2 separate regions of the Homo sapiens genome follow, and region 1 is linked to region 2. A link is a contact called in ENCODE Hi-C or POLR2A ChIA-PET data. All regions are on one chromosome and are shown on one strand. Each heading gives the region's core, a stretch centred on a gene start or an enhancer-like site at or near the end of the contact. The rest is flanking DNA. Distances are from core to core; before and after follow the strand shown. Region 1 holds the start of LINC02995 (long intergenic non-protein coding RNA 2995). Region 2 holds the start of ATP6V0E1 (ATPase H+ transporting V0 subunit e1).

Region 1 (5,606 bases), core at 134-2,633, 600 kb before region 2:
GCCCTTTTGATCCATATGCAGGCTGTGTCCAGGGTTCCACTAGTATAAAAAAGGATGCAGAGAAGAGCTTTGTGCAGCAGCCAGAGGGGTTCTTGCAGGGTAGTGGCCCAGCTGTGGAGTATGCACAGGTTACATTCCAATAAATACTGTTAGATTTTATTCCCAAGAGGTTGAAACTTTCCCATTCCCAGCAGTTGTGTTAGTGTGCCCATCCCCCTTGGTGCCATCGAGGGCATGCAGGCAGAAGGAACAGCCTGTGGAGAGGGGCGTGGATATGGTTTGGGGAATGGCAAGAAGTCCAGTGAGGCTGAAGGTTGGGTTGTAGTTGCTGGTTGCGAATGTAATCTATTTTATGCTCTGCAAATTTGATACACGATACCACGATATTTCATTGTAGTTTTTGTTTGCATTTCCCCAATTACCAGGAAGCAATATCATCTTTTTGTGTGTTTATGAGCCATTTGTGTTTTTTCTTCTGTAAACTTTATGTTCATATTTTTACACTTTCCCAATGGGATGTTTATCTTCTTGGTTTGTAGGTGCTCTAGTATTATGGGATGTTAGTCTTTTGTCAGTTACATTTGCACGAATATTATCTCATGGCGTGTTGCTCTTACAAACTCAAGTTTTTAGATAGTAACCTGGATTGTCAAATGCGACAAGACGGTTTCTCAGTCACAGCTGTGGAATGTGTAACGAGACAACCTCTCTGAAGGGCAGCTTGGTAATAGATACCAAATGTGCTTTAAATCGTGTACACTTGCTGATGCTGGTATTCTATATCCATCCTAAGGAAAGATCAGGGATAAAGACAGCAAGTTAGCTCTGAAGATGGTCATTCCAGTTTTGTTAATGATGTAACAATTTGAGAACCTTTACATGTCCAGTAATAGCGCATTGGAAAAATCAATTACATCTTAATCACTGGCAGGAATATAATGTTACCATGAAAAAAGATGCAATAAAACTGTGTTTTTGACTGTACTAGTAAATGAAAAAATTGATAGCATGAAAGATTTTGTCCAGTATTATTCCATTTTTGTAAAAATGTTTAAAGTTCAGGCTGATAAGATATACCCCAAAATGTTGATAATGATTTTTCTCTGCATGGAGCTATTATGGGGTAATCTTTACTGTCTTATTTTTGCTACTCTAAATTTTTTTTAAATTTCTACAAATAATATTAATTACTTTTATAATAAATATATATTTTTAAAATTATACATACATATATATATACACACACGTATGCATATATTTATACCTAATTTTTTCTTTTGACTATTGGTGGTAGACAGCTCCCAGATGATCCACAGGCCCTCAGTGAAACTTACCTCCTGTTATTCATGCTTTTGTGTCCTCTTTTCTCAAACTGAATCAGAGCTGGTCAGTGTTACCAGTAGAATACTGCAGAAGTGATGGTGTGTCACATCCAAGGCTAAGTCATAAGGGCATTGTGACTTCAACCTTTGCTCTTGGATCACTTGCCCTGGGGAAGCAGCTACCATGTTGTGAGGCTGCTCAAGTAGCCTTGTGGAGAGGTCCACCTGGAGAGAAAACAAGGCCTTTGCCGCAGCCGGCACCAACTTGCCAACCATCTGAGTCAGCCACCTTGGAAGTGGATCCTCCAGCCTCATTCCAGCCTTCAGATGACCACTGTCCCAGCTCATATCTAGACTGCAACCTCATGAGAGACCTGGAGCCAGAACACCCAGCTAAGCTGTTCCTGAATTCCCGACTCACAGAGACTGTGAAAGATAATATATGTTTGTGTCTGTTTTAAGTCACTAAGTTTTGGCTGTTGCCTAACAGTAGATAGCTGATATAAAGCTTAGTACCAGAAGTGGGGTGCTGATGGAACATAAACCTACCAATGTGGGAGCGTCTTTGGAACTGAGCAGAGGGCAGAAGCTGAAAGGACTTTGAAGAAAGTGTCAGAGAAAGCCTAAAGGGCACTGGAGAAGCCAGTAGTGGGAGGAGAATGTTGGTGAGGGTTTATAGGAAAGTGAGAACAATGCATTAGAGACTGGAAGAAAGGTGATTCTTGTTATGGAGAGGCAGAAATTAAGCAACACTGCAACAAGATGGAAAGCTCATAAATTGAATGATCTAGCTAAGGAGACTTTTAGGCAAGCCCAGATATTGGGCTCTTCCACTAAGAGTATCTTGCTACAAATATAAAAGAACCAGAAAATGCAGCCCTGCCCTTGGCCTTGGCCTCTGGGCGCCATCTCACTCAGTAGCATGAACTGTGCCCACTGGCCTCCTTGCAAGTGACTGATGCAGAAGGTGGAGAGTTGTCATGCTTGCTGGTTCCCAGGATGGTTCTCAGAAAGCTTGGAACTGAGGTGGAATCATGTTCGTGTTCCTCCCAGAGTATAGAGCAGTTAGACTCTCGGTACATTTCTGGAGAGAGATGGGGGTGAAGAGTGCTCAAGGGAAGAATTGAATCAATGCTCCCAGCACTCCACCCTGCCCATGGGAAGTCAGGTTGCACAGAGGCTAACCTGAAAACTCAGTCACAATGCTCCCTGGATCTGATCATATTTAGGGTATACTTTGGGGTGCCTGGGCCCCTCAGCAGGTGGGTCTGGACAGAGGCTGCACACTGCAGGTTCCTCCCATGTTTTTCTTCCTAAGGATGGAACCACTCACATGCATGATACTCACACACATGACACTCACACGCATGCCGTCTCTCCTTGGGATACCTGACGGTCTGAGCTTTAAAGTAATTTACCTTTATTTACCTGTAATGAACATTCGTCCCGCTTTCTTCTTGTCCAGTGCTTCAAACATCTTTTCTTTGGGGAGCTCCTGCCTCCTCAGTCCCTGACTGTCTAGAGGAGCCAGAAACTCTATTTCTCAGACAGGAGGGTGCAGGCATGTGACCAAACTCACCATACAGATGTACCTGCACCAGACTCAGATTCAGAGCCAGGGGCTCCAGGACGAAGCAAGGTCCCATGGGCTCCACCCTGGCGGGGAGGCGACATTGGAAGCCCCTTTGCAGTTGCCCTACTCAGGGCAGGCTGCCGTGTTGTTTCCTGGAGCTGCTCTGCAGTAGGTGGCACGTTTGGGCCATATTCTAGAGCCCAGTTCCCAGGTCATTCAAAAGATGCTGGGGCCCCCAAGTAGCCAGTGATAAATCCCATTTCTGCTTAAACTCAATACAAGTGGTTTCTGTTGTTTGCAACCAAGCCTGCCTGAGGCCTTCTACTGGCGCTGCACCTTTGCAAGGGAGACATTTGGTGTGATATATAACAGCAACTTTGGGACGAATTCCACTCTACCAGACACAGCTGGGAGCAGAACAATCCCAGATACCTCTTCGGGTAAATGGACCCCTAACTAGGGAAATGCATTTTTTAATGTGCTTTTTAAATCACTTGGAATGCCCTGACCTCCCCACCTCCTCCTCTGTCCCACTCGGGTCCACCCTCCACATCACGGCCAGTGTGATCTTTCTCCACAATGATCTGGTGGTGCTACTCCCCATGTGACACCTGCGCTGGGTGTCTCTGTCCCCACCCCATCTTCCTCCTCCCTGCTGTGCCCACCCAGCCATGCCATGGGGACAATCACTCTTGCTCTCTGGCTTCAAGTGGGGTTTGGCCAATGGGAGCATGGGCAGGCCCTCACAGGGCAGGAAGAATGGACTTGGACATCTGTTACCCCCGGTCCTTCCCTGCCAGGTTACCACAGGTAGGCTGTGTCCCTTTACTGCAGACTCATATGTGCTTCTCCACACAGCCACCCTCTCTGGGTTCTGATAGCCACTCCCTGGCCTCCTCTCTTCGGGTCTAGGGGTAGGCACAGCTCCCCAAAGAGACAGTAGCACCTCACAGCTGTGTCAGTCCCAGGCATGCTCCATGCTCTGCTGGCTTCCCTAACCCCGTCCACCCCTTTGCAGACAGCGTCTTTATCAACCCACACTTCAGTTACCCATCTTAGTGTGTCATCTGTGTCCTGTTAGGGCCCTGGCTGAGACAACAGCCTTCACTCAATGTTTAGGTTTTGTGCAAGACGCAATTCCTTCAGGACTAAGCTGAGATTTCAAGACCCTATGAGATCTGGCCCCTGCCAGCCTTTCCTGCTCATCTGTCCTTCCCTGACTATGCCAGGCTTTCTCCCTCCCTGCCTTTGCCACTCCACCAAGGCCCTCACCCAGGAGCACCCTCACTCTTCTGGCCTGCCGCTGCAGAGATGTCTGCTCTAGGCAGCTGTGCAGGCCAACTAATGCCCACCACAAAATGTCCATGTCCCAATCCCTGGAACTCAGGAATGCTACCTTCTATGACAAAAGGAACTTTGCAGGTGTGGGTAAGGATGTGGAGATGGCAAGAGTGTCCTAGATTATCCAGATGGGCCTTAAATGTCATCACAAGTGTCCATAATGAGGGAGGCTGACGGGCATTTGAGTGCAGCAGGGAAGGCCGTGTGATGTTGGGTGCAGAGGTTGCAGGGGTGCATTTTGAAGAAGGAGAAGGGGGCTGCAGGCAAGGATGCAGGCAGCCTCCCAAAGCTGAACAGGGCCAGGAAGCGATTCTCCCCTGGAGCCTCCGGAAAAGACCAGCTCAGATGACACCTATAGCCAGGGAAACTGATTTCACACTTAACGACCTTCAGTGTCATAAGAGAATACATTTATGTTGTTTTAAGCCACTAAGGTAGTGGTAATCTGTTACAACAGCCATGAGAAACTAATCAGATGCCTTTCCCAATCCCAGACTGGGCAGGCGGACCCCTCTGAGTTTCTGCCACCCGTACTCACTCTGAGTGGCACCTGTCAATCCGTATCAGACCTGCAGTTTACCTGTTGATCTTGCCACCAGATCCCGAGGCAGGGGTTGTGCCTTTTCATGTCTGTTTCACCAGCACCTGCAGAGAGCCCAGCACGCGGTGTGGCATAAATGAAAAGTTGAAGGACAAATTGCATACTTGGCATTGTCACTCACCAACTGAAATTCCACAAAGCAGGGATGCTTACTTATGATTTTCAGGAATCTAATAAACTCTTCCTGGTGACCCATCAGACACCAAAGTGGGCTCCTTGGACACTGGTTGTCGGTTTTCTACGATGCTCCACTGGGACTGAGTCAGAGCTGGACTCCTGTCCTCCTGTGACTGAATTAATTCCTCTGATACAGCCCCCATCCTCAGGGTCCCAGGGAGTGTGAATTTTGGGAAGTGTCTCATATAGCATGGAAAGTGGAGCAAAGGGCCTGGGCATGTGCACGCCACCGCTTTCTTTTCTCTCTGCCCCATTTTCTCCTTTCTATCCCCGCCCCCCCCCGCCCCGACATTCAGGGACAGGGACTGCAGCTTTGTCCCTGCCCAGAGCTCCCCTATCACGCGCTGGCTGAGGCTGCAGGGTGTGCAGCCTTCTCTGCACGCTTTGCCCTCTCGGTCCCAGCATGGGGACTGGGCAGGAGGCCCACAGCTGCTCAAGGGGCTGGGGGAAACTCACACAGCGGCTCTTCCGCCCTCCCTGCACTCCTTTTCTGAACACCTCTCCTGCCCATCCCCCCTCTCCTGTCATGAGAGTGCCCAGTTCTGCCACCCCACTCAACTCCAGAGACCTCAGCCAACACTTCCACCAAGAA
Region 2 (5,526 bases), core at 2,322-4,821:
ACTGCACTCCAGCCTGGACAAAAGAGTGAGAGTCCATCTCAAAGAAAAAAAAAAAAAAAGTTATAGCAGGGAATCCAGATGTTTAAATACAAATGGAATCAAGGGTCACCATCGATCACCTCAGGCACATGGAACAGCTTATTTTTTGCCGGATTTCTTAATTCCACCTATGACCAGGGGCCCCTTCCCCATGGCCTTCACTTTCAGCTCCTCCAGTTTCTTCTGCTCCTCTTTTTGTTTAAAAAATGTATCTTCCAGCCGGGCGTGGTGGCTCATGCCTGTAATTCTAGCACTTTGGGAGGCTGAGATGGGCGGATCATGAGGTCAAGAGATCGAGACCATCCTGGCCAACATGGTGAAATCCCGTCTCTACTAAAAATACAAAAATTAGCTGGGCATGGTGGTGCGCGCCTGTAACCCCAGCTACTCGGGAGGCTGAGGCAGGAGAATTGCTTGAACCCAGGAGGCGGAGGGTGCAGTGAGCCAGTATCACGCCACTGCACTCCAGCCTGGCGACAGAGTGAGACTCTGTCTCAAAAACAAACAAACAAACAAACAAACAAAAACAACAAAAAACCAACCTTATCTTCCCCATCCATCTCCTTGGCCTGCTTCTTGGGCTGTTTCAGGGGCTTCTTCCTGCCATCTGTGAAAATGGACATGGTGCCTGCAGCCTCTTCCCCAGACTCTGACACTGGACTTGTTTCATTTTTGAAGAGACAGGGTCTCACTGTTGCCCAGGCTGGAGTACAGTGGTGTGATCATAGCTTACTGCATCCTGGAACTCCTGGTCTCAAACACTCCCATCCCCCTCACTCAGCCTCCCCAGTAGCTAGGACCACAGGTGTGCACCACCATACCCAACTAATTAAAAAAAATTTTTTTCAGAGATAAGGTCTCGCTGTGTTGCCCAGGCTGGTCTCAAGCAATCCTCTTGTCCGGCTTCCCAAAGTGCTGCATATTATGGGTGTGAGCCACCGTGCCCAGCCTTGCTTGTGTTTTAAGCCAAGTGTTAGTACAAGAGTCAAAAAGTTAAAAATAATTCAAAAGTTTAAGTAAAAAAGTTACAGGAAGCTAAGGTTAATTTATTTTTGAAGAAAGAAAAATATTTTTTCAGAAATTTCATGTAGCCTAAGTATACAGTGTTTCTAAAGTCCACCATGGTATACAGCAATGTCCTGGTTCTTCACATTCACTCACCAGTCACTGACTCACTCACAGCAATTTCCAGTCCTGCAAGCTCCATTCATGGTAAGTGCCCTACACAGGTGGACCATTTTAAATCTTTGATATGTATTTTTACTGTACCTTTTCTATGTTTAGATACACAAATACCATTGTGTTACATTTGTCTATACAGTATTTAAGGACAGTAACATGCTGTACAGGTGTGTAGCCTACCTAGAGGCAACAGGTTCTACCAAATAGCCTAGGTGTGTAGTAGGCTGTACCATCTGTTTAAGTAAACTCTTTGTTCACACAAAAGCCCAACTAACACATTTCTCAAACATAGTCCTTTTGTTAAGTGACACATGTCTATATATCACTAGCTGGTCAAATACCTGAATCATGACACTCTCTAGGGCTAAGTGGAAACAGGATGGGTTTCATTACCCTGGATAATGGCAATGACATCCCAAGGAAGGGGAGAGAATGGTCTTTAAGAAAGGAATTGTCAGTGCTATTAGTACATTAATAAATGCTTCTTTGAGTACAAAGGCCATAAAGGCAGACAGTAGGGTAATGAAACAGTTGAAGATATAAACACAACAAAGAAGCACTTTGTTGTTCGCTAACTCCAGTAGGAAAAACAAGTCTAATTAACTTTGGTAAATACAATTGCTTTAATAATGCCAGAATTCTGACTCTGTCCATCAACCTCTATAGGTAGGAGAGATGACCCCATATAACTGGTGTTACCAGGGAGGAGGAACTTGATACTTAAAAATGATAAAAATTCATCTACCATGTATCTTTTAAAAAAAAATAATTTTAGACTAATAAAGCAAATGTATCCCAGGGAGCAAAAGGGGTTCAGGTCACAAAATATTAGGGAAGTAGTAAAAATCTTTTTCTTTCTTTTTTTTTTTTTTTTTTGAGACGGAGTCTCGCTCTGTCGCCCAGGCTGGAGTGCAGTGGCGCGATCTCGGCTCACTGCAAGCTCTGCCTCCTGGGTTCACGCCATTCTCCTGCCTCAGCCTCCCGAGTAGCTGGGATTACAGGCGCCCGCCACCACGCCCGGCTAATTTTTTGTGTTTTTAGTAGAGACGGGTTTCACCGTGTTAGCCAGGATGGTCTCGATCTCCTGACCTCGTGATCCGCCCGCCTTGGCCTCCCAAAGTGCTGGGATTACAGGCGTGAGCCACGGCACCTGGCCAAAAATCTTTTTCTTTTAATAAAGACAATAGAACTATTCACTCAACAGGTATTTATTGGGTGCCTCCTGTGCATACAAGGTACTATGAAAACCAGGCACTATGAAGCCACCAATTAGGTTCAAGAATAAAGCAAGAGATGGTGTTTCTGACAAACTGACTTCAGTCGAAGTTTCACCTCTCATCATCTTGAACTGAGAAAAAAATGACTGAGAAGCAAAAGAGGAACCAGGAAGAGGGTGTTCCAAGGCTCCTTTGAAGATTAAGCCTCTATTTTATACTACAGTTAAAAAGTTTAATTCCAAAAGAGACAAAGCTCTAACCAACAAAGAAGTCTGGAAAAACAAAATCTTTCTTAGCCAATCATTCTAAGCACTTCTTACACTCACATACAAGAGCCGGAGCGCCCTCCAAAAGGCATGACGCAGGGGTTTCTCAACAATACCTCCTGCTCTTTGGTAATTAATCTCGCTTTAGATCAGGCCCCAACCGCCTCCTGGCGCCCACTAGATGCAAGGCCTGGGCTCAATGTTGTCGAAGGAGCTTGTTCTGTACGCAACCGCGACAGCATGGGAGGCAGAGAAGCCAATTTCTGTTTTATTTATTTGATCCTTAAGTTCAGGCAAACGAGGCCTCATGTGGGTGGAAGGCAGGGCTAAAGGGGGACAGTCGACTAGGGACAAACCCCAGTTTCTCCCAGATTCGGCCTGCTCATTTCCGACTGCACCTCCCCACACAGGACTATGATGAGAAAAAATTCCCCTGAAACTCGTTTCCAAGGGGGGTCCACCAAAGGTCACCCTCCACTCGCTCAGGCCGGAGGACACTGAAGCTGCTGCGAAAAGGAACACAAGGAGTTCCGCCGGGTCGGGGGCCTGACTCTGCAGCGCGGGGGGCGCCCATGCAACGTTCTCTGACCCGTGTGGGGGTCGTGCCTTTCCCCGCCCCGGCCTGCTAGCTCCTCACCGCCCGTTCCTCCCAAGGCGGGCCTCACGCACTTACCCCCGGTTAGGACCCTTAGGGATGAACCAAGGCACCAAGAAGCCGACGAAGCCCCAGAACACGCTCATCACAATGAGAGGCACAGTGAGGCCGTGATACGCCATGGTCGCCGCCTGAGCGCCAACCCCTACCCCGTCGCCTCACTCGGATCCCACCAGGAAGTGTCAATAGCTGACCGCGTGACCAGCGTGTGCAAGCCCCGCCTCCCGCGCCCCCACGTGACCCGCGCGCCGGCCTCCGCCCCTCGGGGAGCCCAGAGGCAGAGCCCCGCCTTCGCCTGGCTGTCTCCTGGCTGCAGCTCCTTGGAGGCATGTCGCTCACCCCAGAGCTAGGGATTCGGTCACCCGGGGCTCAGCAAAGTGTTCTGATGAGAACTTGGCCCTTTTAGACAAAGAGTGTAGTTATCTACAGCCTCATCTACTTATGCAACAGACATAGAGAACTTAACAATAGTTGTCCCTTACTATTCTGAATTCCCGTGTGCCTGGCACTGGGCCATGATCTTTAAGTTCATGAGCCCCAGGCCGGGTGCGGTGGCTCACGCCTGTAATCCCAGCACTTTGGCAGGCTGAGGCAGGCGGATCACTTGAGGTCAGGAGTTCGAGACCAGCCTGGCCAACATGGTGTAACCCTGTCTCTACTAAAAATACAAAAATTAGCTGGGTGTGGTGGTGCGCGCCTGTGGTCCCAGCTACTCAGGAGGCTGAGGCAGGAGAATCAATTGAACTCGGGAGGTGGAGGTTGCAGTGAGCCGAGATTGCGCCACTGCACTCCAGCCTGGGCAACAGAACAACACTCTGTCTCAAAAGAAAAAAAAAAAAGTGCATGAGCCCGTGTTGAACTCCTCACTTCAGCCTATGAGGTAATTGTAATTATTATCCCCACTTTGCAGTTGAAGAAACTGAGGCCCAGGGAAGAGGATAAGGATCTTGCCCAAAGTCACATAGTAAGTGGCAGGGCCAGGATTCAACCCCTGATTATCTGATTTTCAAGGCCAGAGCTCTTAACTAGCGCACCACTATTTATCTTGTGTGCTGTGCCAGGCTCTGGAGTTACAGAAGTCAATCAGGCACCCCTGAGGGAGTTCACATTCTGGGGAGCAGATGACCTTGCAAACAGGCGACTCAATGCAGTGTGAAAGTAAGTGGACGACCCTGCAAGGCTTTCTACCCAACTCGTCCTTGCTGAGCCTTGAAAGACAAGTAGAAATTAGCCAGAATGGTAAGAAGAAAAACAGGCCAGGCATGGTGGCTCACACCTGTAATCCCAGCACTTTGGGAGGCCGAGGCGGGCAGATCACCTGAGGTCAGTAGTTCAAGACTAGCCTGGGCAACATGGTGAAATCCCATCTCTACTAAAAATACAAAAATTGGCCAGGTATGCACCTGTAGTCCCAGCCACTCAGGAGGCTGAGGAACAAGAACCGCTTGAATCCCTGGGAGGCAGAGGTTATAATGAGCTGAGATCGCACCACTGCACTCCAGCCTTGGCGACAGAGTGAAACTCTGCCTCAAAAAAAAAAAAAAAAAGAAAGAAAGAAAAAGAAAGGTAAAACAGTTTTGTTTGTTTGTTTGTTTTTTGAGACAGGGCCTTGCTCTGTCACCCAGGCTGGAGTGCAGTGGTGCTCCATAGCTCACTGCTGCCTGGAACTCCCGGGCTCAAGCCATCCTTCTGCCTCAGCCTCCTGAGGAGCTGGGACTACAGGTGTGCACCACCACACCAGCTAATTTTTAAAATGTTTTGTAGAGACAGAGCCTCGCTATGTTGCCCCGGTGGGTCTTAAACTCCTGGCCTGAAGGGATCCTCCACCTCAGCCTCCCAAAGTGCCGGGATTACTGGCATAAGCCACCGTGCTGAGCTGATAAACAGGGCTTAGAACGCTTGCTGAGAATTTTCACATATGTTAGTTATAGTATGCGCCAAGCTTGGAATAGACAAGGAAGCCAGTTCTCAGAGAGGTTGAGGAGCTTGATGATAAAGCTTACAGGTGAAAGCAAGATAGAAAGCAGGTCTTTAAATGCAATGTGCTTTACCAGGGACCATGGTTTCCTTGCAGTAGCCACATTGCATTAACTCCTGATTTCTTTCATCAAGTAGAATGGATTCCTGTATTAAACGGGAAACTGGACCAATAATCTTCAACATCTGT

The links. Hi-C counts contacts between places; a loop is a spot of excess contacts on that map. ChIA-PET counts read pairs that join two places held with the same protein, here RNA polymerase II (POLR2A). Pooled maps may share reads with other maps.
Region 1: a loop to region 2 is called in a map of GM12878, with 2.0 times the contacts of the local background. The contact joins the promoter of LINC02995 here to the promoter of ATP6V0E1 in region 2. A Hi-C loop is called at or near these places in 12 of 168 maps with a recorded cell type or tissue (CD4-positive, alpha-beta T cell, CD4-positive, alpha-beta memory T cell, CD8-positive, alpha-beta T cell and 8 more), 7 of 37 single-sample maps with no recorded cell type and 22 of 50 pooled maps. POLR2A ChIA-PET finds 5 or more read pairs at or near these places in 2 of 52 experiments (Panc1 and activated B cell).

The regions. Positions count from the first base shown.
Region 1 is chr5:173,575,411-173,581,016 of GRCh38, reverse strand. LINC02995 (long intergenic non-protein coding RNA 2995) reads right to left here and starts at 1,383. Exons shown (of 4, transcript NR_027108.2): 1 at 1,335-1,383; 2 at 642-788.
Region 2 is chr5:172,981,816-172,987,341 of GRCh38, reverse strand. ATP6V0E1 (ATPase H+ transporting V0 subunit e1) reads right to left here and starts at 3,571. Exons shown (of 4, transcript NM_003945.4): 1 at 3,378-3,571. The coding sequence starts at 3,481. RefSeq lists a silencer at 3,517-3,696 and an enhancer at 3,462-3,756.